Regions from separate parts of the Homo sapiens genome. Here region 1 is linked to region 2. Evidence: chromatin loops called from intact Hi-C (ENCODE). Cell type or tissue: IMR-90. All regions are shown on one strand. Links, peaks and the distances in the headings refer to the core of each region. The heading gives the core; the rest is flanking DNA. Region 1 overlaps EPB41 (erythrocyte membrane protein band 4.1). Region 2 overlaps MECR (mitochondrial trans-2-enoyl-CoA reductase).

Region 1 (15,405 bases), core at 3,064-11,063, 230 kb after region 2:
GTGGAGGAACCTCAATATCGACAAGTGTATTTGGTTCAGAAGGTCACCGAGCTTGTCAAATTCTTTTTATTCTGTAATGAAGGGTGTTTTTTAAAGGCAAGTATGAAGGGGCATGTGTGAAGGGGCAGTAGTCGTACACAATTGAATATAATTTGGCAGGGGAGATCTCTTGTATTTTTCGCATGCATTTTCAATTCTTGTATGGTCTTCAAAACACTCACCGCACTTGTATTTGGAGAGTGGTTGTGGTCTACAAATTTTGTAAGTATATGTGGTCCATTGGAAAGTTTTGGTATTGCTTGGCCATTGCAGTTAAGCAATACTCTGCTTTCACAGCAGCAATAATAATTAGCTTTTAAACTTTTATCTTTCACCACTAAGTAGCCTCATACACTTAACTTATCACAGCCTTTCTGTGAGGAAACAATTTCACAGATATTTCATTGTGTTGCAAGTAAAAGGAATGACATTCAGCTTCTCTAATATCAAATCTGTATTAGTCAGGGTTCTCCAGAGTGACAGAACCAATAGGATATGTATATAGATACATGACAGAGGATTTACTAGGGGAATTGGCTCACATGATTGTGGTGGCTGAGAAGTCCCACAACAGGCTGTGTGCAAGCTGGAGACTCTAGGATGCCAGTGGCATAGCTCAGTCCAAGACTAAAGGCCTCAGAACCAGAAAAGTTGATGGTATAACTCTCATCCTCAAGACCTGGAGGGGCTACTGGTATAAGTCCTTGAGTCCAAAGGCTGAGAAGCCTATAGTTCTGATGCCCAACACAGCAGAAGAAGTCTGTCCCAGCTGTCAGAGACACGTGTCTTCTCTATTTGTTCTTTCCGGGCCCCCCAGCCAATTTAATGATACCCACCAAAAATGAGGGCAGATCTTCCCCACCTAATCCACAAGACTTACACACTAATCTCCTCTGGAAACATCCTCACAGACATACCCCAAAGAATATTTTACCAGGTTTCTAGGTATTCCTTAATCCAGTCAAACTGACATCTCCAAAATTAAGTCTATAAGTCTACCCCTTGTCCACTTGGCATCTATATGCATCTCCTTAAACCATATTTAATTTCCAAATAAACACAACAAAGTAATAGTTCTGCCTAACATGAAGCAACTACCCTGTGATTGTGATTTTGGGGATTGTAGACATTAGGGATTTTAGACTTCAGGGATTTAGGATTCAGGGATTTTGATCTTTCAGGATTTTAACATTTCGGATTATGGTGTTTAGGATTGTGTCTTTTGGGATTATGATCCAAACCCAATTAAGACATATGAAGAGTTAGAGGATAACATCTATGAGTACAGAATTGAGACATTTTGCCACATAATGGGACATATGTAAAAAACAAGCCGAACATAAGAATAAATGAAAACATAATTAAGGAACAGGCACAGAGGTAGAAAGGCAAAAGAATTCTACTGAAACCAACTTCAGTTAATACCATACATTAAATGCTAGAAAACAATCAGGAATTCAAACAATGCAGTATCCAGCAAAGATGCTACAACTCAGTCTATACAAGAAAAAACATAAAAATGAATGATTAAGGAGAGTTTGCATCTATGTTCTTAAAAAAAAAAAGAGAATATAAAATGAAACTGATAAAGCTCACTGATACTTTCAGTTAGCTCTGAGGTTAATATGAATTAAACAAATAAATAAATAGCAAAAAGAAAAAAAAACCCTATGGATCACTTACTAAAAGCTCAAATATACTTCTCTAGACAAATGCCATGCAGTCATGTTCTTCCAGACAAATGCCATGCAGTCATGTTCCTCGTGTTACAAATGATAGGACGGGTACAGAGGAAAAGATATAAAGAAGTCAAGCAGCAAAAACAGGATAAATGCTCTACAAACAAGCTCTTCCTATGTAAATGACACTATTTTCATTCTGGATATAAAATCCAAAAGGAGGTATCCATTTACTTAATGTCAGAAAGAGGTCTTTTGATTTAAACAAACAAACAAACAAAGAATCTACACAACACTGAAGAAAAAGTGACGAGTTACCGTTCCATCTCAATCCTAATCCTCAAAACCCTATGAATTACACCCCATCTGGTATCAAAGATATACTTGTTTTAAAAGTGTGCATCTGTTAATTTCAGACAAATCAAACCTTTAAAAAAAAAAAAAAAAAGAAAAACATACTGAACAGACTGAAAAGACTGAATGGTTATCTTTCATTTTTTTTTACATCTCTGTAACATTGAGTCAGTGCTCCATTAATGCTTCTTGAGTTGAAAACTTCACAAAAACATTGCAGTTTGGCAGCATTAATAAAATTTCCTTTATAATCACCATTTAGGGATGAAGTTTGATGATTTAATTCTAGGTATTACTCTTCAAATTAGCTCACTGAGAAGAAAAAAAATAAAAAACCACTGGGCACAGTGGCTCACACCTGTAATCCCAGCACTTTGGGAGGCCAAGGCAGGCAGATCAACTGAGGTCAGGAATTTGTGACCAGCTTGGCCAACATGGTGAAACTCTGTCTGTACTAAAAATACAACAATTAGCTGCACATGGTGGTGCACACTTATAATCCTAGCTACTTGGGAGGCTGAGGCAGGAGAATGGCTTGAACCCAGGAGGCAGAGGTTGCACTGAGCCAAGATCCCACCACTGCACTCCAACCTGGGCAAAAGAGTAAGACTCCATCTCAAAAAATAAATAAATAATGCTTTGAGGGAGGAGTATAGATGTCAATAGAAAGAGACTTGAAGTGCAATGGGCAAAGGGAATTCCACGCAGAACCAGTATTATTAAGAACATTGTAAATCCAAAGAAACTAGTAAGAATTCCAGACTAGCTGAATAGGGCTACAACAGGGCAGCAGGGGGAGATACGGTTAGAAAAGAGCTACCGTTTAAAATTCCATGGCCAGGCACGGTGGCTTACACCTGTAATCCCAGCACTTTGGGAGGCCAAGGCAGGAGGATAGCTTGAGCCCAGGAGTTTGAGTCCATCCTAGGCAACATAGAAAGGCCTCGTCTCTGCAAAAAATAAAAAATTAGCCAAGTATGGTGACATGCCCCTGTAATCCCAGCTACTTGGGAGTCTGAGGTAGGAGGATCACTTGAGCCTCAGAGGTCAAGGCTACAGTGAGTCATGATCCTGCCATTACACTCCAGCATGGGTGACAAAGTGAAACCCTATCTCTCAAAAATAAAAAAATTAGATTCCAACAGTAACAATAATAATAGCAGCTAGCATGTATTGAATACCTAAATGCCACACATTATTCTACATGCCTTAAACCACTCTACAAGGTAGACATTCTCATTTCCCAGAAAATAAACTCTGGGTGGTTAAAAAATTTGCTTCAGATCATGGAGTCATGCATTAATGAAACCATTAAACATGGTGATAATTCTGTTGTAAATTATCAGGCTAGTATCTGTCTCTGTAAAACACAGTACTTCAGATGCTTCTACCTCAGAGATGCTTCTCTGTTAACTAAACCCCTATCTGTTGAGAAGTTATGCACAGACTATTCAATCTGGCTAAGACCACCTCTATTTCTACCAGTTTCAAGTTCCCCGCCCATGTACATATTTCTTTCTTTCTTTCTTTTTTTTTTTTTTTTTTTTTGAGATGGAGTCTCACTCTGTCACCCAGGCTGGAGTGCAGTGGCGGGATCTCAGCTCACTGCAAGCTCCGCCTCCCGGGTTCACGCCATTCTCCTGCCTCAGCCCGCCACCATGCCCGGCTAATTTTTTGTATTTTTATTAGAGACGGGGTTTCACCGTGTTAGCCAGGATGTTCTCGAGCTCCTGACCTCGTGATCCACCCATCTCGGCCTCCCAAAGTGCTGGGATTACAGGCGTGAGCCACCGCGCCTGGCCACATATTTCTTCTTTTACTCTTTCCAGAGTGTACGTGTAGAATGAGACAGGAAGAGACAGGCAAAGACACATTATGAAATGACTTGAATATCATGCTAAATTGTTGGGACTTGATTCCTGAGAGCCACTGAAAGCTTTTAAGTAAGGAAGTAGATAAAGTGGAGGCAGAAGAGGCTAGAGACAGAGGGAAATTCAACAAATGACTGGGTAAATTCAGGTTATCAGTGAATATTCACAATGGGAATCCCTAGGGAAGCTGAAATCAATACTGAGCAGAGAAACTTGAAAAGCCTTGCAACCAAGGTTTAAGAACTCCTGCTGCCCTTAGTTTCTCTAGCATATTCTCACTAGCACACTTCTTATTAATCCAGGCAGTTGCATATCAGATCCTAAAGGCATTTTTATAATATACCTCCTTTAGCCCACTTTGGTAAATGGTAATAGAACCAAAATAAGGCCGGGCACGGTAACTCACGCCTGTAATTCCAGCACTTTGGGAGCCTGAGGTGGGTGGATTACCTGAGGTCAGGAGTTTGAGACCAGCCTGACCAACATGGTAAAACCCCATCTCTACTAAAAATACAAAAAAAAATTGGCCAGGCACGGTGGCTCATGCCTGTAATCCCAGCACTTTGGGAGGCTGAGGCAGGTGATCACCTGAGGTCAGGAGTTTGAGACCAGCCTGACCAACATGGAGAAACCCCATCTCTACTAAAAATACAAAATTAGCCAGGGGTGGTGGCGCATGCCTGTAATCCCAGCTACTTTGGAGGCTGAGGCAGGAGAATCTCTTGAACCCGGGAGGCGGAGGTTGCAGTGAGCCAAGATCACGCCACGGCACTCCAGCCTGGGCGACAGAGCAAGACTCCATCTCAAAAAAAAAAAACAAAAACAAAACTGAAAAACTGAAATAGAGAAGAGAGATTAATATCTTGCAAGTATCTCAATAAAACATGTCCAAAATTAAATTCTTAATTCTGTTTTTCCTGTTCCCATAAGTGGCTCAATCATACCATCCAGTATCTCAAAGCAGAATCCTAAGTGCTGTCCTTCTCTTAGCCTTCTCCATTTCCCTTCCTAATCAAATCCATCTGTTCATCGTATACACTCTACCGCCAAAATATATTTAGAACCAGTCTATTTTTCAGCTTCTCTACTGCTTTTATGTTTGTATGAGTCTTCTTCACTTCTCACTTAAATTACATACTAGAATGATTTGAATTTTGCCTACCTCACTAACCTCTACCCTTGGAGGTTACCCAATTTGACAATAGTTCACACACTAAAAAGGATCTTAAGTCCTTGACAGAACATGCCCCAACAGAAATGAAATTCTAAAACAGCTTACAATCTTTATCTGCATTTCTAGACTTATAGTGACCAGAGCATTCCTATGCTAAGTAGTGGGGCTACTCTAGTAAGAAAGACAAACTTAGTCTCTGACCTCCTGGATTTGATTCTCTATCCAGAAGACTGTGGACAGTAACAGCCCCTCAGTTCTCAGTATTTATATTGCATCTTAAATCTTACATTCGGTTCTGAGCAATCTATTTTAGAGAGAAAAAATCTGTCAGAGCTAGAAGATAATGATGCAATTTGAAACCACGTCATAAAACAAATAACTGAATGATATTGGGACCTTTAGCCTAGAAAAAGAGAATTCAAAGCAGGAAAATGATTGCTGCTCTAACAAATTTCAAGAGCTGCTGAATTTCATGTGACTCCTAAGGGCAGAATTCATTAGCCCACAGAAATTACAAAGACATAGTTTTCATCTAAATAAAGTAAAAGGAAGAAATTGCTAATAATTAAATGAGCTGCTTGGGAAGAGTGAGATTATCATCAAAAATATTCACTCAAGCTGAATGCCCATCTGTTGTAGATGCCAGAGAGAGGATTCTTCTAGTACGTGGGTCCTTACATTAACTGAATTCTCAGGTCCTTACCAATGCTAAGATTTTACAAATAGGAAGGAAGAAAGAAAACAAATGGGGTTGGGCACAGTGGCTCACAGCTATAATTCCAACACTCTGGGAGACCAAAACAGGAGTATCTCTTGAGACTAGGAGTTCCAAACCAGCCTGGGCAACACAGCAAGATCCTGTTTCTAAAAAAATAAAAATAAAAAAAGTAGCCGGGCATGGTGGTGCATGCCTGTAGTCATAGCTATCTGGGAGGCTGAGGCAGAAGAATTGCTTGAGCCCAGGAATTTGAGGCTCCAGTGAGCTATGACTGCACCACTGCACTCCAGCCTGGTTGACAGAGCAAGACCCTGTCTCTGAAAAATAAAAATAAACAAAAGGGACATTAGAATAGTTATACAATGGATTATTTTTTAAAGGCTATATTATTTCTCCCCCACCCCCAATATCCCCAAGGACACCAGAGAAGGGCTATATTATAAACTCAAGAGTCACCATTTGGATTAGGAGAATAAGGGGGTAAAAGCAAAAGTAAAGGATAATAGGCCCTTTTACTTCCCTAGTCAGAGGACAGAAACTAGTGACATTCTTTCAGACAGAAAGAAAATATGTTCAAGTATGAAGGTTTCAAAACTATGCTAGAAAACAGCTTCTTTCCTGATAAAAATCAATCCCCCAAAACCACAGGAAAGTATCTTTCCTTTCTAACTCAATTTAAGTACACTAATTAGCACCTCTAGAATAGGATAATCACCAATGTGGTCTTTGGATGAAAATGGTAATTTAAAATTTACAAAAGAGTTTCTTCAGAATTCTTCCTCTATCCTCTTGAAATTATTTGAATGTTAAATTACTCTTTATGAAGCCTTGCAGTGGCTCACACCTGTAATCTCAGCCCTTTGGGAGTCCAAGGTGGGAGGATTGCTTGAGCCCAGGAGTTTGAAACCAGCCTGGGCAGCATAGTGAGACCATGTCTCTACTAAAGGAAAAAAAAAAAATTAGCCAAGCATAGTTTCATGAGCCTGTAGTCCCAGCTCCACAGGAACGTGAGGTGGGAGAACTGCCTGAGCCCAGGAGTTGGAGGCTGCGGTGAATCATGATCACACTACTGCACTCCAGCCTGGGCAACAGAGCAAGACTCTGTCTAAAAAAAAAAAAACTGCTTGCCATACTGAGTGAATCAGGAATGTCACTGAGCATGATCATGCTGTTTTCAAAAACTTGGTTTTTAATTTAAGTCATTTCTATGGTGACTAATACCGCTGAATCAACTCATTCAAAGATATTTTTAAATAAACAAACTCTTACTCATCTTCTTCTAAGAAGATGAAAACACATTCTTTACTTCTCTAGAGAATTCAGGCATATACTTAAAAGATGTCTGGATATAGTCTAAAAGTGTACCACCTGGGCCCAGGCCCTCCCAGAAAATACACTACTGGATCAATGATTACTGAGCATCAATGAGGACAATGTGAAACAAAAAAAATTCATCTCCACCGAATTGAGTTTTATTTCTTTTAAGTGTCAAAGTGGGCTGGGTTTGGTGGCTCAAGCCTGTAATCCTAGCACACTTTGGGAAGCCTAAGCAGGCAGATCACTTGAGCCTAGGAGTTCAAGATCAGTCTGGTCTAGACAACATGGTGAAACCTTATCTCTACAAAGGATACAAAAAATTAGCTGGGCATGGTAGCGTGCACCTGTAGTCCCAGCTACGGGGGCAGGGTAGGGGTGGGTATGGGGTGGTGAGCCTGAGGTGGGAGGATCAGCTGAGCGCGGAGGTCGAGACTGTAGTGAGCTGTGATCGCTGCACTCCAGACTGGGTGACAGAATGAGACCCTGTCTCAAAAGAAAAAAAAGTGTCAAAGTGTATTATTTTAGCCATTCTAGATGGAAATCTTTATGAAATGGATTATATGCTTCCTTGTTTCATTTTTTAAATCTATAGACCATAATTGAGTCGTTATTGATTTAGTCATCATTATGAACCTGAATTACTACGCAGTGCTAATGTCCTCATAGGCTACTGAAGTCTATAGTGATGATTAGCTCTTTCAGAAAGATATCTGAATACTGTGCTTTTTTATTTTTTGTATCTGCCTTTATTAGGTTTCCTATTTGCTCATTTGAAGAGTTAACTCACATTTCTTGCTGATGTCAAAGTGGCCTGCCAACAAGCATCTTCCAATGTCTCTTCTTCTAATCTGTTATTGGCTAATCTACATTGATTCAGAAACCAGATAGCCAAGTGTGTTAAAATTTTGTTTAAAGAGTAAATGCAACCGGGCGCGGTGGCTCATGCCTGTAATCCCAGCACTTTGAGAAGCCGAAGCCAGGTGGATCACTTGAGGTCAGGAGTTCAAGATGAGCCTGGTCAACATGGTGAAACCCAGTCTCTACTAAAAATACAAAAATTAGCCAGGCATGGTGGCAGGCGCTTGTAATCCCAGCTACTTGGGAGGCTGAGGCAGAAGAATCACTTGAACCTGGGAGGCAGAGGTTGCAGTGAGCCAAGATCGCGCCACTGCACTCCAGCCTGGGCGACAGAGGGACACTGTCCCAAAAAAAAAAAAAAAAAAAAAAAGAAAGAAAGAAAGAAAAAAAAAAGATTAAATGCGGCCGGGTGTGGTGGCTCATGCCTGTAATTCCAGCACTTTGGGAGGCCAAGGCAGGCAGATCACATGAGGTCAAGAGTTCAAGACCAACCTGGCCAACATGGTGAAACCCTCTCTCTACTGAAAATACAAAAATTAGCTGGGCGTAGTGGCACGCGCCTGTAATCCCAGCTACTCAGGAGGCTGAGACAGGAGAATCGTCTGAACCTGGGAGGTGGAGGCTGCAGTGAGCCGAGATCGCACCTTTGCACTCAGCCTGGGCGACAGAGCAAGACTCCATCTCCAAAAAAAGAGAGTAAATGCTAAGGAAGAGTAAGACTAATGCTTCACATTACTGGACAACTTCAATGCATGGATTTTATGAAATCACTTCTAGCTCTTCAAGTACCACATAAGCCTAAAGTTTCCATTATATTGTGTCTAGTTGAGGCTATAAGGTAAGTGACCTTCAGATCAATCACACCATGACTATTCTCTTTCTTTCCAAGTTGAGATTAAAAGTCTTTAATGCCATTATTTATATAAGGTGTTGTATCCATATAAACTCTCCCGGAAAACATAAAACAATGGAATAATTTAGCCTGAAAATGTAACTGAAAGGAAGGAGAACCACACATAAAATGCTTACTAGCCTTAAAAATTTCAAGGTAAATATAAACAAAGCCTGAAGATTTCTAGCTACAAAGGGGTTTTAGTTAAGAGTATGGAACTTTCCTTACTCTCTTATTTTTAGTTTCTTAGAGCCAACTCAATCTAACAATATTTACTTTAAAATTTTGAAACTCAAATACCATAAGACTATTTTAGTAAATTTCACTTTAACCAGAAAACTACAGTAAATTAACTATCAAATATCATCTAGTAAGAATACAAGTGGGAATCACAAACATGAACTGGATCATGGATTGTTTTAGCAGATACTCTGGAAATTGGAATAGATGCAGCAGTTGTCTCTTACCATTGTTAAGTATGAAAAATATACTACAGGCCACCAGAAAATATAATACTGGCACAGAGACAAGATTTAGTACCAGTTTGAATATTTCAAATAATCCGCTATTTGCTGAAAGTATTCAATAAAATTATTGACTAAGCTTGATGACAGTTTTCTCTCCCAGAAAAGCCTCTACTATGGGACTGAATTCTGAGCAGTAAACAATAATTTTTTGGTGATGTGAACATATCAGAAACTTTAGCAGAGAATAATAATTTCACACAGTTTTGTTTTTTGTTTGTTTGTTTGTTTTTTGAGACAGAGTCTCGCTCTGTCGCCCAGGCTGGAGTACAGCGGCACGATCTTGGCTCACTGCAAGCTCTGCCTCCCAGGTTCACGCCATTCTCCTGCCTCAGCCTCCCGAGTAGCTGGGACTACAGGTGCCCACCGCCACGCCCGGCTAATTTTTTGTATTTTTTTAGTAGAGACGGAGTTTCACCGTGTTAGCCAGGATGGTCTCAATCTTGTGACCTCGTGATCCGCCCGCCTCAGCCTACCAAAGTGCTGGGATTACAGGCTTGAGCCACTGCGACCGGCCAATTTTTTGTATTTTTAGTACAGACGGGGTTTCACCGTGTTAGCCAGGATGGTCACGATCTCCTGACCTCGTGATCCACCCGCCTCGGCCTCCTAAAGTGCTGGGATTACAGGCGTGAGCCACTGCGCCCGGCTAATTTCACACAGTTTTTATGCTGAGAAAAGAGGTCACAGTCAAACACGTAAGCTTACTACAAATAAATTCTAAAAACATTTAAAGAAAAGTAAGACATGGGCTGGGCGTGGTGGCTCATGCCTGTAATCCCAACGCTTTGGGAGGCCAAGGCAGGTGGATCACTTGAGGTCAGGAGTTCGAGACTAGCCTGGTCAACATGGTGAGACCCTGTCTCTATTAAAAATACAAAAATTAACCAGGCATGGTGGTGGGTGCCTGTAATCCCAGCTACTGGAGAGACTGAGGCACAAGAATCACTTGAACCGAGGAGGTGGAGGTTGCAGTGAGCTGAGACTGTGCCACTGCACCGCAGCTTGGGTGACAGGGCAAGACTCTGTCTTAAAAAAAAAAAAAAAAAAGTACGGCATGATTGCATGTCCAAAGATTCTATAAGAATATAGAACTTGTTAGGATAAGGCAATTCTAGAAAGCGAAGTTCATTTAGTTTGTGTTTTTTTTTTGGGGGGTGGGGGGTTTTGGAGGCAGAGTATCACTTTATCCCCCAGGCTGGAGTCCAGTGGTGCGATCTCAGCTCACTGTAACTTCTGCCTCCCAGGTTCAAGTGATTGTCACGTCTCAGCCTCCTAAGTAGCTGGCATTACAGGTGCGCACCACCATGCACAGCTAAATTTTGTATTTTTAGTAGAGACGGGGGTCTCACCATGTTGGCCAGGCTGGTCTCGAACTTCTGGCGTCAGGTGATCCACCCGTCTCGGCCTCCCAAAGCGCTGGGATTATAGGTGTGAGCCACTGCGCCCGGCCTCATTTAGTTTTATAATTGCAGTTTTTGCCATTGAAAGTAACGGCAAAAACTGCAATTACTTTTGCATCAACCTAATACATTTCACAGTTTTATATTAAGTGTCAGGTTCTTTTCTAAGCCCTGGGAATATGGCAGTGGAATATTCTCTATACAATCATAAATTTTTAGAAAAACATGAGGAAATATGGCAGTGGAATTTTCTCTATACAATCATAAATTTTTAGAAAAACATGAGGAAATGATTAAAGACAGTCATGAAGAGTGGGGATATTATAAGGACATATGTACAAAAACAGAGTTTTGTTTGTTTGTTTGTTTGTTTGTTTTGAGATGGAGTCTTGCTCTATCGCTAGGCTGGAGTGCAGTGGTGTGATCTCGGCTCACTGCAACCTCCACCTCCCGGGTTCAAGAGATTCTCCTGCCTCAGCCTCCCGAGTAGCTGGGACTAAAGGAGTGCCACCACACCCAGGTAATTTTTGCATTTTTAGTAGAGACAGGGTTTCACCATGTTGGCCAGGATGGTGTCGATCTCTTGACCTCGTGATCTGTCCACCTCAGCCTCCCAAAGTGCTGGGATTACAGGCGTGAGCCACCGTGCCTGGCCAAAAACGAAGTTTTAAAAACAGCCTTGCAAAGGAATATCTACAAAAATAATGGCCAATAGTCTGGCCAACATGGTAAAAACCTGTCTCTACTAAAAATACAAAAATTTGCCAGGCGTGGCGGTGCATGCCTGTAATCCCAGCTATTCAGGAGGTTGAGGAATGAAAATCACTTGAACCGGGGAGGCAGAGGTTGCAGTGAGCTGAGATCACACCACTGCACTCCAGCCTGGGCGACAGAGGAAGACTCAAAAAAAAAAAAAAAAAAGACAAGGCCCATTAAAGAATGGAGCTTAAAAGAAAAAAAAGGCTGGGTTCAGTGGCTCACACCTGTAATCCCATCTACTTAGAAGGCTGAGGTGGGAGGATCATTTAAGCCCAGGAGGTGGAGGTTGCAGTCAGCTGTGATCATGCCACTGCACTCCAGCCTCGGAAACAGAGTAAAACCTTGTCTCAAGAAATGAAAATTAAAAATTAAAAAATAGAAAACTGCTGAAAATGAAGGGGGAGAAAGAAAGGAAGGTCGAATTCATACTACAGCTTGAGAGAAAAACAGAATAGTGTTAACATGGGTCAGAAGCAAAATTACCAAAGGTTAAATATCCCCAGATCCTTAAACTGTTCCTCACATTAAATAGTTTACCAGTTCCTCATCATTCTAGACATCCTCTCCCAAACAGATTCCAAAGTATCAGTAACTTTCTTTTAAATGAGGTACCTGGAACCAAACACATTTTCCTGAAGAACTGAAATCATAAAAGGGCCGAGCGTGGTGGCTCACGCCTGTAATCCCAGCACTTTGGGAGGCCAAGGCGGGTGGATCACGAGGTCAGGAAATCGAGACCATCCTGGTTAACATGGTGAAACCCCGTCTCTACTAAAAATACAAAAACTTAGCCGGGTGTGGTGGCGGGCACCTGTAGTCCCAGCTACTCAGGAGGCTGAGGCAGGAGAATCGCTTGAACCCTGGAGGCAGAGCTTGCAGTGAGTAGAGATCATGCCACTGCACTCCAGCCTGGGCGACAGAGTGAGACTCCGTCTCAAAAAAAAAAAAAAAAAAAAAAAGGTTCTCATATGAATCTATCTTTATAACCTGCTTCTGAACTGAAAACTGAAGTTAGTTATCAGTAAAGGAGGTAGCATGATCCTACTAAAAGTACAGTTAGATCATCCACTGACCAGAAACCCTCCAAAGACATTTCCTGCCATTCAGAATAAAGGGCAAAGTCCTTGCAATTGCCTGTCCTGTTCCAGCCACCTGGGTCTCCTCGTTGTTTATTAAACATGGTAAGCATGCTATTTGCCAGGACCTTAGGATTTGTGGTTTCTTCTGCCTGGAAGACTACCTACCTCCCAGATGCCACGAGGCCTGCTTCCTTTGGGTTTTTACTCAAATACCACCTCCAGTGAGGCTTTCCTTGGTCACCCTACCTAAAATTGGAGGCCCAGCTGCACTTCATTCTCCTGCTTTATTTTTCTCTGTAGCACTTAACTACTCTTTAATGACATACTATATGGTTTTTACTTGATTTGGTTTATTGTTTGTCTACCCCCACTAGAATGTAAACTCCATTGGAGCAAAGGATTGTGCTTGTTTTGTTCATTGTTTCATCCCTGTTGCCCAGAATGTTGCACCAAAAAATATGAGTTGAACAAATAAATGAACAAAAGAAAGACTGATTTTGATAAGTCCAAAGGCCAGAAACTACTTTCCTCATAATAAAAGATGTGAACGAGTCATCTGGTGAAGGGTAAAGAAATCAACAGAATCTAGATATACCCAAGAAGGAATACAAAATGCTTACTTACATATCCAAGGTACTAAGATACTTCAGATGTAGATATGCTAACTGTAACTTAATTACAAAATAATTTTTTCTTTTTTTTTTTTTGAGACGGAGTTTCACTCTTGTTGCCCAGGCTGGAATGCAAAGGCGCGATCTCAGCTCATCTCAGCAACCTCCGGCTCCCAAGTTCAAGTGATTCTCCTGCCTCAGCCTCCCAAGTAGCTGGAATTACAGGCTCCCGCCACCATGCCTGGCTAATTTTTGTATTTTTAGTAGAGATGAGGTTTCGTCATGTTGGCCAGGCTGGTTTCTAACTCCTGACCTCAGGTGATCCACCCGTCTCAGCCTCCCACAGTGCTGGGGTTACAGGCATGAGCCACCACGCCCGGCTTACAAAATAATAATTTGCTAAATTATTGTGTGCCAGCCAAAAGGAATTAATAGTCATCCCATGTGGCAGTACAAAACTTTGAAAACGCTAAAGTTTATTCCAAGTATTTTCCTTTCTAGTGTAGTCTCTAACAAAGGTAACACTGAAAGGAGATCAGAGTGAAGTGCATCACTACAAATGGTAATGAGTTTGAAATCCCTAAGGGCATTCAGTTCTGGGTCAGCTCCCAGGAATCTGAGTCCAGAGAGAGGCAGTCCTACCCATTCCCACCTAACCTCCAGGTCATTCTTCATTTATATGTGCTCTGAAAAAAAAATGAGGTTGTGTGTGTTTCAATGGTGTTGAAAAGATCATGAGCCAAACAAGAGACTCAAAAACCCTGTTACCTCATTCTGTGTCTATACCTGATTCATTCATCTTCTTTCTCTTTGATACAGTCTCCAGACTTACACCTTATTCTCTTAAGTAATAATACCCTATACTAAACCCCAACAGGAAATCAGTTTCAAAAAAGTTCTAAAAAAAAAATTATAAAATGCTTTCCTGGGTTACTAGGTTCTATGAAAACATTAAAGCAATAAAATAAAATTCTCATTGGAGGCCTATGAGAATTACAAGATCAAAAAAAGGTTTTTTCCCCATAATTAAACAACTAAATATTTTTCTTTTTTCTCCTTTGAGGAAGATGATAATTAAAGTTTTACCAAAACTACAAGCAATATTTAAAAACCTATTCACTAATTCAAAAAACCCCATGCAATAATTAAATAATTACTGAATTCATCATAAATGTTCACTGAACATATAATATTTTAGGCACCAAGATAAGAGCCAAGGTTGCAAAAAAATAAGATGTGGCTTCTACCCTCAAAGAGTACACAGTCTATTTTAAAAATCAGGCAAAAGCAAGCAATTATATAGTAATATATGCAGAGAATAAGCAGAGCAGAGTCAGAGAAAAGGCCTTTGATATACAATCTGAGCTAAGCTTTAAAGGATAAGTAGGACTAAGTTAGGTGACGAAAGGAGGAGAGGGCATGATCAACTGGATAAGCATCTAGAAAAAGCATGTGCACCCGAATGGCAAGCAGCACAAAGTTCACTATAGCTGGAGTATAAAATATAGGATGACAGAAAACAATGGAGGTTGAGACTGGGTTGAGACCAGGCAAGGGTAGATTAGGGAAAGCCTGCTTTTGCAATGGTCAAGAATTTATACCTTATTCTCTGTAAAACAGGAAGCCATTAGAAAATTTTATTTATTTATTTATTTTATTTATTTATTTATTTATTTGAGACAGAGTCTCACTCTCACTCTGTTGCCCAGGCTGGAGTGCAGTGGCACGATCTTGGCTCACTGCAACCTCCGCCTCCTGGGTTCAAGTGATTCTCCTGCCTCAGCCTCCCAAGTAGCTGGAACTACAAGCGTGCACCACCACACCCAGCTAATTTTTTTTTTTTAGACAGAGTCTCACTCTATTGACAGGCTGGAGTGCAGTGGCATGATCTCAGCTCACTGCAACCTCCGCCTCCCAGGCTCAAGCAATTCTCCTGCCTCAGCCTCCTGAGTAGCTGGGACTACAGGCGCACCACCACATCCAGCTAATTTTTGTATTTTTAGTAGAGACGGGATTTCACCATGTTGGACAGGCCACAGTGGTCTCAAATTCCTGACCTAAAGTGATCGCCCGCCTCAACCTCCCAAAGTGCTGGGATTACAGGCATAAGCCACCCCACCAAGCCTG
Region 2 (15,405 bases), core at 6,620-14,619:
GGAGGCAGAAAGCCAGTGAGGAGGTGGGCAAACAAGTCAGGCTTCAGATGATGAAGTGTGAGGGTCTGAATAAGACAGTGTCGTAGGGCTGGAGAAGAGGGCATGGAGTCAAGGGCTAAAGTAACAGGACTTGGCAATACTTTCAGTTTGGAGAAGAGAACAATAAAGGATGTCTGCCAGGTGTATGGGTAATTGTACATGTGGTGGTGGGGGTACCCAGAACAGGGATTCTTCCCTGGAGAAAAGGTGATTCTTTTGTTTTGTTTTGTTTATCTTTTGAGACAGAGTCTCGCTCTGTTGCCCAGGCTGGTGCAATCTTGGCTCACTGCAACCTGCAACCTCCACCTCATGGGTTCAAGCAATTCTCCTGCCTCAGCCTCCCGAGTAGCTGGGACTACAGGCGCCCACCACTACACCTGGCTAATTTTTGTACTTTTAGTAGAGATGGGGTTTCGTCTTGTTGGCCAGGCTGGTCTTGAACTCCTGACCTCAGGTGATCTGCCCGCCTCGGCCTCCCAAAATGTTGGGATTACAGGCATTGAGCCACTGCGCCTGGCCAGCAGGTGAGTCTTTTAAGCAAGGTGCCAGCCAGAGAGGATGAGGATTTTATAATTGTGAGGACTGCAATTAACTCAGTGTATTCAGTAAACATTTTGTGAGCATCTGCAGCATGCTGGGCTTGAGGACACAGCAGTGAACAGACATGGTCTTTCTTCTCGTGAAGACTGCCATTTAGTAAGAGTGGCAACTATTAAACAGGTAAGTTCTTAGTTGGCCACAGCTTGGTCATTTTTCATGGTTCTGAGCTGCCTAGCTGTTGCTAAGCCCATAGCCAGCCTTTTCCCACGTGCAGCCAATCCCAGGGGAGACCAGACCAGATGGTGTGGATAGATCTTTGCCAACTGACTTTCTCCTTGGGAAATATGCAAAACCTTCCTGAGGAAGCACAGAGCCGTAGAAAGTGCACTGGCTTTGGAATCAGGGGGCAAGTTCTCTTTCCAGCTCCGCTGTATGACCTAATTTAAGTCACAGCTACTTTGAGCCTCAGTTTTTTCATCTCGAAAATGGGACTAATTGTCACTGCCTAGCATGTCTCAGCAGTACTCAACTGAGAATATATGCAATGATCTTTGCAAATGCCAAATTTCTGTATGCATTAGATCAGGAGTTGGCAAATTTTTATCTTAAAGGGCCAAATAGTAAATATTTTAGGCTTCGTAGGCTATATCATCTTTGTGACTACCCAACTCTACTATCGTAAACAGCCACAGGCAATATATAAACAATTGAGTGAACATGGCTGTGTTCCAATAAAACTTTATTTACAGGACCAGGCATGGTGGCTCATGCCTGTAATCCCAGCATGGGAGGCCAAGGCGGGCAGATCGCTTGAGTCCAAGAGTTCAAGAATGGCCTGGGCAACTTGGTGAAAGTCCATCTCTACAAAAAATTAGCGAAGTGTGGCAGCGTACACCTGTAGTCCCAGCCACTGGGGAGGCTGACATGGAAGGATAGCTCGAGACCAGGAAGCAGAAGTTGCAGTAAGCCACACTCCAACCTGGGCAACAGAGTAAGACTCTTGTCTCAAAACAAAAAAAAAAAAAACCCTTTATTTACAAAAACAAGTGGTGAGGCAGATTTAGCCCACAGGCCACAGTTTGCTGACCCCCAAGTTCAACAATGGAGATGGTTAAGGGTCAGTTGCATATGACTGAGGAATTGGGAATCCTCAGAGCTAAAGTCTGGGAATTAGCATCATTAAAGGAAAACAATGTGTGTTATACACCCACTGTGTACTAGGCATAGTGATAGTCTCTGTACAAATGTCTTTAGTTTAATCTTCACACTATGACATAAGTGTTACTCTCTGCATTTCACAGATTAGGGAAATGGAAACTCAAAAAAGGTGAAGTGATCATTCAAAGTCACACACTAGTGAGTGGTAGAGCCAGGGTTTTTAAGCAGGTCTCTCCAACTTCAAGCCTAAGAGTTCTACTTGAAACCCTGAAAGCCCTTGTCTCTGACCACGGGTGCTGCCTCCCTCCCACCCAGAGTCTCTTGAGAAGAGGATTAGGGACTGCTAAGCCCCAGAAATCCATATCAAGGGTTGGATTTCCATTGTCGTGCCATAAGGGGAATTAGAAAATGCCCTGGATTTCATACATAGAAAGCCCTGCACTAAGCATTTGGTGCACGGTAGAGTACAGTAAGTGTTAGCTGAGATGAATGGGAACGATGATTTGAAGGCCAGTCCGGGGGAAGCCCACAGGATGCTGGGGCACTTCCTGGATTACAGAGGAATCCTCGCCTTTTCAGTCTCTTATTTTCTCAGCCATAGACCTACTCTAGGATTGACACAGCCTTCTATAAAAAGTGTTCCTGGGCCGGGTACAGTGACTCATGCCTATAATCCCAGCACTTTGGGAGGCCAAGATGGGCGGATCACGAGGTCAGGAGATCGAGACCATCCTGGCTAACACAGTGAAACCCCATCTCTACTAAAAAATACAAAAAAATTAGCCGGGTGTGGTGGCGGGCACGTGTAGTCCCAGCTACTTGGGAGGCTGAGGCAGGAGAATGGCGGGAGCCTTGGAGGCAGAGCTTGCAGTGAGCTGAGATCGTGCCACTGCACTCCAGCCTGAGCGACAAAGCAAGACTCCATCTCAAAAAAAAAAAAAAAAGTGTTCCTGCCTCCTGTCCCCAGTTCTTGGTCCCTAAAGCCCACATTGACATCCCCGTTTCCTATAGCACAGTTAGTGATTACCCAGGCTGCCCCCTGCTTCCCACAGCTGACCCACATAGGACCAGGACACCATTAGAATCCCAGCAACTGGATAGTGAGCAGGCATGCCCAAGAGCTTTGGAAGCATAGGCCAAGGGCCCCGAGCTGCCACTGTGACCAGATGCTGAGCCAACAAGGCTCCAAGCAATTTCCCTAAGGTGACACAGTGAGGACACTGTGGAACCAAGGCTGGAGTCTCTCTGACTCCAAAGCCTACCCTCTTCACCCCTTCTTCATACAAGATCCTGCCTGTGTGAGTGCAGACCCCTCACGCAGTCCTCACCAAATCCTATTGATTCTGTCTTTAAAATAGAACTCAAATCCATCTTCTGTTCCTCATCCCCACTGCCAAAGTCCCAGACTAGGCAGCCATCATCTCATACCTCGACCCCCACAAAGACCTCTGGCTTCCACGCTGCCCCTCCCCACTCCACAGTCTTCACCCAGCAATAAAGTGATCTTAAAGCATACATCGGATCATCTCAGTCTCCTCTTAAAGCTTGTTACAGGCTTCCCACTCACTCATTCACTAAAACAAGATCAGTTCTCCATACCACAGTGCTGAGGTCATGTTCTCATACCACAGGTTGTGACCCATTCGAGAAATCAATCTAGTGAGTTGCAAATAGCACTTTTTAAAATTAAAGTTGAGCAGAAAAGAATGAAAAATAGCAGAGTATCACACATAGTAAGGGTAAGTATTCTGTGAAACACAGGCTTGTGTTACACGTACATTCATGTATGTATATGTACGAATTCACAGTGGAACTCATGGTTACTGTGGGTCAGAATTCTGAAAGTCTAATATCACCTGCCCGGCCCCTGCTGCATCAGCCAGGCCAGCCATGTCTCAAGCCACTCTTCCCATCACTCTCCACCCTGCGGTGCAGCATCATCCCATCCCAGTCCTTTGTCCTGCTACAGCATCTCTGCATCTGCTGCATGCCCTACCTAAGATGTTCTTTGTGTGCTCTGAGACGGTAGCACCTCTATCCTTTCACTCTTAGCCTGTCACCTCCTCAGAGAAGTATCCTTGACTCCCATCTAAAGTAATTCTCTTGATGTTCCTGTCTCTTTATAATTTATCATTATCATATCTGCTTTTTTTCACCTGTTCGACTCCACTAGAATGAAACTAAGGAAACTGTCTGTATTGTTCAAGTGCCTGGGTGCAAGATAAATATCTGTAGATGGAAGGAAGGCAGCCCAGATACCCAGGTTCCAGCTCCAACTCTGCCTAGATAAGCCAGGGGGCTCTGGGCAAGTCACTTCCTCATTTCCTCCCCTGTTGCATGAGGGGTTCAAAGTCGATGTTCGATAAGGGCCTTCTCAGTACTGACATTCTAGAATTCTTTTGTCTGGAACTGGAATGTGGGCTGGGAGTTGATGCTCATTTCTTTCAAGCTTATAGAATTTTTCATTTCCTTATCTCATTTGATTTCTACAGTAGCTCCTGGAGGAGGCGAGTCAGGCTGTTCTTGCCTGTGCTATTTACACATTAGAGTAACTAAAACTCAGTGACAGGAATTTTCTCAAACTAGCAGAATAGCAAAACCAGGTTTGGCATCTGTGCTCTTGACTTCTACTTTTATGCTTTGTTGCCTAAAACTACCTGAGTCAGGCCGGGCGCAGTGGCTCACGCCTGTAATCCCAGCACTCTGGGAGGCCGAGGCGGGCGGATCAGCTGTGGTCAGGAGTTCGAGACCAGCCTGGCCAACATGGTGAAACCCATCTCTACTAAAAATACAAAAATTAGCCGGGCGTGGTGGCAGGTGCCTGTAATCCCAGCTATTCGGGAGGCTGAGGCAGGTGAATCGCTTGAACCCAGGAGGCAGAGGTTGCAGTGAGCCGAGATCATGCCATTGCACTCCAGCCTGGGAGACAAGAGCAAGACTTCATCTTAAAAAAAAAAAACATGTGAGTCAACCTGCTCTGGATGAGAAGAATGAGGACTGTGTAGGAAAAAGGGGGCTTTCTCAGCTTCTCCTGCCCTGGTGGTAATGTTACTACTGTCTTACCCTTAGATTGCAGCAGTTTGAGGTCATTAACTACCTGCACGGTGACATTAACTAAATCTAATGGTAACTCAGAGAAGCAGCCTCTCTGAATCGCCCTTACAATGGTATTTGGCATATTTTGTTTTGGTTTGTTTTTTGTTTTTTGGGTTTTTTTGAGACAGGTTCTTGCTGTGTCACCGAGGCTGGAGTGCAGTCACACAATCATAGCTCACTGTGTCCTTAAATTACTGGGCTCAAGCAATCTTCCCACTTCAGCCTCATGAGAAGCCGGGACTGCAGGGCATTATGCCCAGCTAATTTTTTTTTTTTTTTTTTCTGTAGAGACAAGGTCTCACTATGTTGCCCAGGCTGGTCTTGAGCTCCTGGCCTCAAGCAGTCCTCCCACCTTGCCTCCCAAAGTGCTGAGATTATAGGCATGAGCCACCACACCCCATTTTTACTACATGTTTAAGATAAGAATGACTGTCTATTTTGGGCCAGGCACAGTGGCTCATGTGTGTAATCCCAGCACTTTGGGAAGCCGATGCAGGCGAATCACCTGAGACCGGGAGTTCAAGACCAGCCTGACCAACAAGGCAAAACCCTGTCTCTACTAAAAATAAATAAATTAGCCATGTATGGTAGTGCATGCCTGTAATCCCAGCTACTCAGGGGGCTGCAGCATAAGAATCACGAACCCAGGAGGCGGAAGTTGCAGTGAGCCAAGATCGCGCCATTGCACTCCAGCCTGGGCTACAGAGCAAGACTCTGTCTCCAAAAAAAAAATTAAAAAGAATAACAATCTATTGTGCATAATTATCATGAGGACTCAGACATTCAGAGGAACGTCCAGATTTTCTTCTTTTTCTAAACATCCTGGATGCTATCCTGGATGCTTCCAGTGGATGCTACCCACTATCCTGGATGCTTCTTGGCCAAGGAGGGTGAGCTGGGGTTGAATGTGCACAGGGCTCCTTCCTTATGATCCTGGCTTCATCTTCTGACTCAGGAACCTGGCGGACCGAGGCTGTGTTCAGCGAGGAAGCACTGATCCAAGTTCCGAGTGACATCCCTCTTCAGAGCGCTGCCACCCTGGGTGTCAATCCCTGCACAGCCTACAGGATGTTGATGGACTTCGAGCAACTGCAGCCAGGTAGGAACCCACAGGTTGGGGGAGCAGGCCAGGGTCTCGCAACTAGGGTGCCACTCACATCCTGACCCCAAGGCCAGGAGAACTTGCAAGGTGGAGGTTTTGAGGGGGTGATGGACCTCTCACCTGGGTGAATGTTGTTGCTTTCACTTAGAAAGATGTTAGCTTGGTTCCTAGGAAACATGCTGAAACCTCATGAGGAGTACACTCTCGAAAACTGCTGCAGGGTCACATTCTCTAGAGCTTGGGATTGAATTCTGTCATTCAGCAAAAATGTGTTGAGCTGGGGCTAAGCTCTGGGATACAAAGGCAGACAAGATAGACACAGTCCCTATGTTTTCAATAAAATGCTGAACTTAGTGTTAATAATTCCACTCAGCGTTTACATAGCACTTTCCAGTTCACAGAAGTGCGTTGACAGGCATTATCCCCGTTGAGTGCATGAAATCTTCACAGCATTGCAGTAAGGTTGGTACCATCATTGGTTAAGAGCTCAAGCTCTGGGCAGATAACCTGGGTCTGACCCCAGGCTTCACCTTTCCCTGACTGTGAATTTGCCTCTCAAATCATCAGATTTTTCTTCTGTAAAATGGAGAATAAAGAACGTGGAGGGTGAAACACTACAGCATAATACTTCACACAGTGCTGGGCATACAGTGCAGAGACTGTCCGCTGCTTATATTCTTCTTCCCTTTCATAAATGGGAAAACTGAGGTCCAGAAAGGTAAACTATTTGCATGAGATCAGCCAGGGAGTAAATGACAGAGCCAAGTGTTTTTATTTGGGTTTCTCTGAAAGCAGAGCCTAAGACCAGCACTGGGTGCAGAGAGTTTGTTTGGGAAGAAGAAATGAAGGGGAGTGGGGAGAGTGAGACAGAGATGGAGGCAAAGCCCATGAAGCCCGGTTACTGCTGCGGGCAACTACTGCTCCGGCTGTTTTTTTGAGACAGTCGTGCTCTGTCGCCCCGGCTTGAGTGCAGTGGCGTGGGCTCACTGCAACCTCCACCTCTCGGGTTCAAGGGATTCTCCTGCCTCAGCCTCCCAGGTAGCTGAGACTACAGGTGCCTGCCACCATGCCTGGCTAATTTTTGTATTTTTAGTAGAAATGGGGTTTCACCATATTGGCCAGGCTGGTCTCTAACTCCTGACCTTGTGATCCGCCCACCTCAGCCTCCCAAAGTGCTGGGATTACAGGCGCGAGCCACCCACCCCCAGCCGGCCTGCTCAGTCTTGCTGGGGCCCTCTGAAGACTCTCAGAACCCACTGCAGAATTAACCCTTAAGGCCAGGCATGGTGTCTCATGCCTGTAATCCCAGCACTTTGGGAGGCTGAAGCTGGCAGATCACTTGAGGTCAGGGGTTTGAGACCAGCCTGGCCAACATGGTGAAAACCCGTCTCTACTAAAAATACAAAAATTAGCCCGGCGTGGTGGCAGCGCCTGTGACCCCAGCTACTCAGGAGGCTGAGGCAGGAGAATCGCTTGAACCCGGGAGGCGGAAGTTGCAGTGAGCCAAGATTGCACCACCGCACTCCAGCCTGGGCAACAGAGCAAGACACCATCTCAAAAACAAAACAAAACAAAACAAAACAAAAACTAACCCTTGAATGATGAGAGGCTGGGCCAGTTTTCCACTAATTCTCACACCCCATTGTTTAAGGGTCGCCCTAAGGGCATTAACCTCCTGGGCTGCCTCTGCACACCATGCACATCCATGCACATCCGTGAGCCGCAGTGGCTGTAGAACTCACCCAAGCCACCTCTCATACCAGCGAAGAAACTGAGGCCCACAGTTGTTGGAGTGTGATGAAACATGGTGCCCAGCCACTGTCCAAGGCCTGGCTGAAAGCCGATGCCAGTTCCCACAAGAGAAATATAGGTTTCTTGCAACTATGGCAGATGGTTCCTGGGAGCCTTTGGTGGAGAAAGCCAGTGGCTGTGACCAGGGACCTTTGCTGGAGTCCTAGTGCAGCAGACACTTTGTTTGCTTGCATCCCATGCCCTAAAGCCACCTCCCATTTAGGCTGCAGCTGTAGTAACAGATCTAGGCATTTCGACGCTGCCCACCCTAAGTACCCACTGCACACCTCTCCACTTTCCTGCCTCAAGGCTGATATGGCCTGAACTAGATCACTGTTGAATAAACTTAGGATCTTGACACATGGTAAGAATTACATTTTATATTGTGATCAGTTTATACAAATAGGAATATATATATAATGGAAACCAAAGTTTCGTGAAATACCCTTACTATGTGTGACATACTCTGTTATTTTTTATTCTCTTCTCAATTTTAACTTTAAAAAAAAAAGGTGCTTGCAACCAACTAGATTGATTCATAATCCACTGGTGGGTGACAACCTGTACGTTGACCCCTGGTGAAGACGAGTGGGCATTCTTCTTCCAGGAAGTCCTCTATCTCTAGTTTCAGCCCGTTGTGTGACAGATCCCTGCTGCCTCTCAAAAACCAGATAGCATTTCAAATTCAACAAAGCACTTTCCCGGACACGATGCATTTGACTCTAATCGGGGGCACTTTTTTTTTTTAATAGAGGGAGTCTCGCTCTGTCACCCAGGCTGGAGTACAGTGGCGCGATCTCAGCTCACTGCAACCTCCACCTCCCGGGTTCAAGCGATTCTCCTGCCTCAGCCTCCCTAGTAGCTGGGATTATATTTTAAGGGAAGGAAACTGAAGTTCACAGAGGTCATGACTTGCCCTGTCTGTTTAGTTACAATCATTGGTGAAACTGAGACTCATGCCCAGATCTGTCTCATTCCAGAGCCCACATTTTTCCCAGCATGTCACACCGCCTTCCCCAATGGCCAGGTCCAAAGCTAAACCTGGGCTTTGCCACAGAACTGTAGGACCCTGTTTCAGGGGCTGCCAGTTTCTCCAGCGCAGCTGTAATCCCATTTCAAGGCAGTGCACCTTTATTAAACACTGCAGAGAGGAATAGGGCATGACCCTTCCCTCTCAAGAAGCTGCAAGCTGTTGATAGAAATGGACCTATATACAATGAAGTGTAAGATGGGGCAGACCGTGGTATGTGCATTAATACAGATGCCCACAGAGCACTGTGGGAGCACATAGAGGGAACAATCCAGGAAGGCTTCATGAAGGCTGCACTTGAGCTGCGCTTCAAAGGATCTACAGGATTTCAATAGGAAGGAAGAGAGAAGGAGGGAAACATTGCAAACCAAGGAAATAACCTAAGTAAAGACTTGAGGACATAAAAGTTGGGAGGATGACGAAGGCTATAAAATATTTTACATAGCAGGGCAGGGTCTAAATTATATCCAGTGTAGATGCTGAGTTGCCAAGTCCTGGGAGGCATCGTGAGTGTTGTGGAAGTTTAGGAGGCATTAGGAGAACAGTGAGAAACAGTGGAAGGTCTGAGAAGACTCAGCAGCCAGGTCCTGGGTCCCTGTTGAGCCTGAGGACTCCCTTGCCTACAGAAGGATCCCCGGCTGGGAGCCTTTGACCTATTGCAGATCTATACAGGGCTTGATTTGGTTCTCTTCCTGGCTCCACAGGGGATTCTGTCATCCAGAATGCATCCAACAGCGGAGTGGGGCAAGCAGTCATCCAGATCGCCGCAGCCCTGGGCCTAAGAACCATCAATGTGGTCCGAGACAGGTGCGTGGGGAAGGAGGCTTCATCCCAGACCATGTCTTGGGTCTTTCCCACCTCCCATCCCTGCGGTGCCCAGTTGTCCACCAGAGGGCGCCCTTGCATAAGCATAAACTGGCTTTAGGCATCGCTAACAGTTGGCGGCTGAAACAGATGAGTCAGTCCTAAGAAATGAAGTCCAGCTGGCTTTTGGCGATAGGATGAGTGAATCTGACATGTAAAGAGAGGGCAGGAAGGAGGTGGAGACTGCCCTTACTGAATAGCTAAGACTTTCTGAGACTCTTGGCTTGTGATAACCTCATGTTTTCAAAACCCCAGTTGATATTTGGGAATGATTTGAGCTGTATTATTCTTTCTGTGAACTGTCTAACCCAAGGCCCCTTTACCCTTGCTTTTGTGTGGTACTTGGAAGTGCGCTAAATACAGACGTGAAGGAGACAGGGGCAGGTTTGTCATCTGTCTTTTACAGATGAGGAAACTGAAGTTTCAGGGAGCAGCTTGCCCTGGAAGACACAGCAAGTCAGTAATAGACTCGGTTTCCTCACTTACTCTCTTTCCATCATATCGTCCAGTTTCTCTAGGCCTCACTGTCCATGAATGTGGCTGTGGCTGTCATGGAAGCCCACTCTTAGTATAATCGACACCAGCTTCAGTTCCTCAGTTGTACTCGCAAAAATAATTCCATTTGCCTTAACCAAAGAGACCCAGAGCCACTCCTGGTCTAGACTGTGTATGTCCAACACTCTGAAGAACCACTTGAAAAGAGGGGGGAAGTGGAGTTTGTCCTTTCAGTAGAAGAAATCAGGAAGTTAAGTGACTTCTCCCTGGGCACAGATGGCTTCTAACACTATTGAGCTGTCAGGGCCTGTGAAAACCACCCAGTCTCACTCTGTTGCCAGTGAGGAGACAGCCAAGAGCTATTGAAGCTGCATGAAATTAGGTGGCTGGTCCCTGCTCAAGCCTGGCTTAAACCTAATCCCAGCTTCCTGCAAAAAGAAGCACGGGTTCTCCCAGCTGTGGCAGAGAGGTCCTGGGGGGCTTTGGTGGAAAAAGCTGGCAGATGTGACCAGGGACCTATGTTTGGTTTCCAGACCTGATATCCAGAAGCTGAGTGACAGACTGAAGAGTCTGGGGGCTGAGCATGTCATCACAGAAGAGGAGCTAAGAAGGCCCGAAATGAAAAACTTCTTTAAGGTACCTAGGAAGAGGGACATTGCCCCTCCAGTCCACGCACATCTCCCTGAAGAAAGTTGACATGCATTAGAGAAACTGGGGACTGGCCCCATTGTTCCTCTCTGGAAACCTCCCTTTGCCTCTTGGTTGGTTAAAGCCCATTCCCCCTAGCCAGGCGGCAGGCAGCACGCATTAAGTGCCCAGATGCTGGGAGGGAGGCATGAGAAACAGAGTTTAGGAAACCCAGTATGACTTGCAGTTTAAACGTTTGTGGTGGGCCGCATCAGCCCACATGTGTGACTCTTAGAACTGGCAGGAGAGGACCTGAGGAAACAGAGACACAGAAAGAGAAAGAAAAGAAGTAACCTTTCCCAACCACCTGCCTTACATTTTATCTGATGATTTCCACAAAAGCTTTTCAAAGGAACTGTTATCTGTTTTACAGATTAGGAAACTAAGACTCAGAAAAGAGGAAATGCTTAACCAAAATCATATAGTTTATAAGGGCTCCAGAGAGTCAGAGCTGGCCTCAGTCTCTCCGAACTCAAAGCCTCTTAACCTTCCAGAACCTCCACCCCACAACATGCCTAGTAAGTGACCAGACCCTCAGCCCCTTTTCACTGAACCATCTGGAGGAACCAAAGACACACACTCAAGAGCATGCGCTTCTTGCGAACATTTCTGAAGCAGTAGATCAGCATATATAATATCAGCTGAGTCAAAGAACTGAAAAGGGGGGCACACAGGGAGCTGAAACCCACCAAACTGCATGCAGATGCCCTTTGCCTATTCTTTCCCAGAGAAGATGAGTTCTGCCAGGTCCTAAAATGGACAACAGGATTAAGTTGCTACAGAAAAGGCCCTTCTTGGCTGGATGAGGTGACTCATGCCTGTAATCCCAGCACTTCGGGAGGCCAAGGCAGGCGGATTGCTTGAGTCTGAGAGTTTGAGACTAGCCTGAGCAACATAGTGAGACCTCTGTCTCTACAAAAAAACATTTTTTTTTAATTATCTGGTCATCATGATACTCATCTGCAGTCCCAGCTACTTGGGAGGCTGAGGTGGGAGGATTGCTTGAGCCCAGGAGGGTAAGGTAGCAGTGAGCCATGATTGCACCACTGCACTCCAGCCTGGGTAACAGAGCGAGACCCTGTCTTAGAAAGAAAAAGAAAAAAGAAAGAAAAGACACTTCCTAAGCAGAGAAAAAGGTGAGTTCAAAGGCATAAACACACACACATATACATAAGTACGTGCACGCAAACAAAGGCATAAACATCTCATTTACTCCCTCCTTTTAACACAGCACTTGGGCAAGCTTCAGACCCCATATGTAGAGCGGGGATGCTCCCTCACTGCACTTTTGTTGTTTTCCAGGACATGCCCCAGCCACGGCTTGCTCTCAACTGTGTTGGTGGGAAAAGCTCCACAGAGCTGCTGCGGCAGTTAGCGTAAGTCCCTTGGGCCTGCAGGTCCAGCTCGCCAGAGCTCTCCAGGTCTTTAGCTGGGAGGACCATCAAGTGACTGAGTCCCATCGCCAGTTCGAGCCAAGTCCAGGTCAGCACAATGTTGAGTGGAAACTAGGACCAAAGTCATCCAGCTATTTGGGCACTGGTTTCTCAGCCTTCCCCTTTGCAGATGACCAAAATTTTGGCCTATCCAGCTTTATTTTTCCAAGGGACCCCAGAAGTAGACTGCTAAGCTGCCTGCCATAGAGGAATAGTCAAGGATTTATAACCTAGGGATGTCTGAAAAAGTCACTTAGTCCTAACTTATTTAACCTTTCAAAATTTGTATTAGCTTTTAAAATAGATTCTAATTTTAAAGGTAACATTATGCTTATTACAAAACATTTTGAAAACATGTAAAAGTGCAAAGGAAAACTTAAGCATAAAAGTTTCCTGTTGGCTGGGCACTGTGGCTCATGCCTATAATCCCAGTAATTTGGGAGGCCAAGGAGGAAGCATCACTTGAGGCCAGGAGTTCGAGACCAGCCTGGGTAACATAGTGAGACCCCATCACTACAAAAAAAAAAATTAATTTTTTTTTTAAGTTACCTGGCCAGGCATAGTGGTTCATGCTTGTAATCCCAACAAGACAGGCAGATCACTTGAGGCCAGGAGTTTAAGACCAGCCTGGCCAACATGGCAAAACTCCATCTCTACTAAAAATACAAAAAGACTAGCCAGGTGTGGTGGCAGGCACCTGTAATCCCAGCTACTTGGGAGGCTGAGTCACGAGAATCATTTGAATCCAGGAGGTGGAGGTTGCAGTGAGCCGAGATCACACCACTCTACTCCAGCCTGGGTGACAAAGGGAGATTCCATCTCAAAAAAGAAAAAAAAAAGTTACCTATCACCCCACTACCAAGGGGGATAAGCCCTGTTGACAATATTAATGCATGTCCTTCCATTCTTCTTTCCCTTAATATAAGCTTCTAGGCCGGGCGCAGTGGCTCAAGCCTATAATCCCAGCACTTTGGGAGGCTGAGGCGGGCAGATCACGAGATCAGGAGATCGAGACCATCCTGGCTAACACGGTGAAACCCCGTGTCTACTAAAAATACAAAAAATTAGCCAGGTGTGGTGGCGGGCACCTGTAGTCCCAGCTGCTCAGGAGTCTGAGGCAGGAGAATGGCGTGAACCCCGGAGGCAGAGCTTGCGGTGGGCCGAGATTGCGCCACTGCACTCCAGCCTGGGCGACAGAGGGAGACTCCGTCTCAAAAAATAAAAATAAAAGCTTCTTGAGCTAGAGTGTGTGTAAAAAGACACTTCCTAATTAAAGCAGGAACCCCCTCAATAGTACGGATTCAGCTAGCGCATACTTGCTGAGCACTTACTAGCTACCAGGTACAGAGAGGGCTGCGACACTGATGTGCCCTCTGAGAATTCACAGGCTTGATGAGCAGGTGAGTCACGTGGCCAGAGCACTGTGGTGAGTATTCACCATGCACCAGACTGTGTGCAGCGCTTGACTTACCCTTCCCACAACCACCTAGACAGGGGGTGCAGTTCTAACCTCTGTTTTATACTTTTAAACAATGAGGCCCAGGCCGGGCGCAGTGGCTCATGCCTGTAAACCTAGCACTTTGGGAGGCCGAGGCAAGTGGATCACCTGAGGTCAAAAATTCGAGACCATCCTGGCCAACATGGTGAAACCTCGTCTCTACTAAAAATACAAAAATTAGCCAGGCATGGTCGTGGGTGCCTGTAATCCCAGCTACTTGGGAGGCTAAGGCAGGAGAATTGCTTGAACCCAGGAGGTAGAGGTTGCAGTGAGCCAAGATCGTGCCATTGCACTCCAGCCTGGGCTTCAGAGAAACAGTGTGTCTCAAAAACAAACAAACAAAAAAAAACAAGGCCCAAAGAGGTCAAGTACCTGTCCCAAAGTCTAGGCAGCAGGAGAGCCAGGCTTGACCCCACATTTGAGCACACCGCTTCAGCCCTATACCTGACAGACAACCCCTGCGGCAGACCTCAATCCCAATGTCATTGCAGGGGGAAGCGTTGTTACGGGTGTAGGCACTGGAGCCAGAATGGCTGGGTTCAAGCCCCTGCTCTGTGACTTACTAGCTGTGGGCCTGTGGAAAGTTAGGCAATACGTGAAAAACAATCCAGGCCTCCGTCTCTTCATCTGTAAAATGGGGGTTATATAAACCCTCTGCCTCTGAAGGGTGGTCTAACACGGGTCCCCAGCCCCCAGGCCGCAGACCAGTACCAGTTCGTGGCCTGTTAGGAACCAGGTCACGCAGCAGGAGGTGAGCGGTGGGTGAGCGAGCATGGCCACCTGAGCTCCGCCTCCTGACAGATCAGTGGCAGCATTCGATTCTCATGGGCATGTGAACCCTATTGTGAAGCACGCAGGGAAGGGATCTAGGTCCCATGCTCCTTATGAGAATCTAATGCCTGAGAATCTGAGGCGGAACAGTTTCATCCCAAAACCATCTCCCCCACTCCAGTCCATGGAAAAATTGTCTTCCATGAAACCGGTCCTGGTGCCAACAAGGTTAGGGACCGCTGGTCTAAAGGACACTGGGCGATATACAAATTGCTGTACAAATGACGGATGGACTTCAGCTTTCTCATCTCTAAAACAAGGTTGTTACGAGGATTCCCTGAGGCAGTGCATGCAAAATGCTTAGAACTGTGCCTGGCACATAGTAGAAGCCTGGTAAGTGTCAGCTAGTCTGATTAGATGAAGTGCAGCAGGGATACAGAAGAGAGAGGGCTTGGCTCCCAGGAGCTACTTTCTACAGCAGGTGGCAGTCAAGGGGCACTTAAGACCAAACTACCCAGCAGCCTCAGGGACAGAAGTACCTGCCCTAGGACAGCAGCTCCTTCCATTTGGTAGTTTTGAAAGTCTACCTTGTGTTGTCCCCAAATGTGCCTGAGGTCATCCTTAATCAACAGACTCCTAGAAGAGCCAGGGAGTGGGGAGGTGAACATAGGTTAAGTCAAGTGAACTCCAGGCTTATTCACTTAAAAATTATGTTAGCCTCAATCCTGTATGTCAGCTGACATGGGGGTGTGGGTGTCAGACAGCAGGTACTGAGAAGGCACCTCCTGCAGTGAGAAGATGCTTGTCATTGTTCCCTGCACCGTCCACATCATTCCTTATCTGTAGAGCTGTTTCCTCACGTTGATTCTTAGAATGAGCACTGGCAGATGAAGAGATGAGG

Evidence for each region. A loop is a pair of places that touch in the nucleus more often than their neighbours do. Peaks named below come from ENCODE experiments on the same cell type or tissue, not always from the same donor. Only the 100,000 strongest peaks of a DNase experiment are listed, where the experiment ranks them.
Region 1: it touches region 2 in a loop (4-fold over the local background); 3 of 110 quality-filtered maps call a loop at or near these places.

The regions. Positions count from the first base shown.
Region 1 is chr1:28,964,156-28,979,560 of GRCh38, reverse strand. The region is part of intron 1 of EPB41 (erythrocyte membrane protein band 4.1); the gene reads right to left. Among named protein-coding and RNA genes, the nearest start is that of EPB41, 57 kb to the right of the region's middle. RefSeq lists a silencer at 2,078-2,278 and enhancers at 13,008-13,537, 13,538-14,068. In IMR-90, for the core only: no CTCF peak of the experiment used is centred there; DNase peaks (open chromatin) are centred at 5,470 and 6,900; H3K27ac peaks cover 709 bases.
Region 2 is chr1:29,197,289-29,212,693 of GRCh38, reverse strand. It overlaps MECR (mitochondrial trans-2-enoyl-CoA reductase), which reads left to right. Exons shown (of 10, transcript NM_016011.5): 4 at 5,789-5,932; 5 at 9,461-9,563; 6 at 10,649-10,751; 7 at 12,105-12,178. Among named protein-coding and RNA genes, the nearest start is that of SRSF4, 23 kb to the right of the region's middle. RefSeq lists enhancers at 2,086-2,205, 2,974-3,475, 13,917-14,417 and a silencer at 9,573-9,662. In IMR-90, for the core only: a CTCF peak has its summit at 9,649 (motif pointing right); a DNase peak (open chromatin) is centred at 9,713; H3K27ac peaks cover 1,733 bases.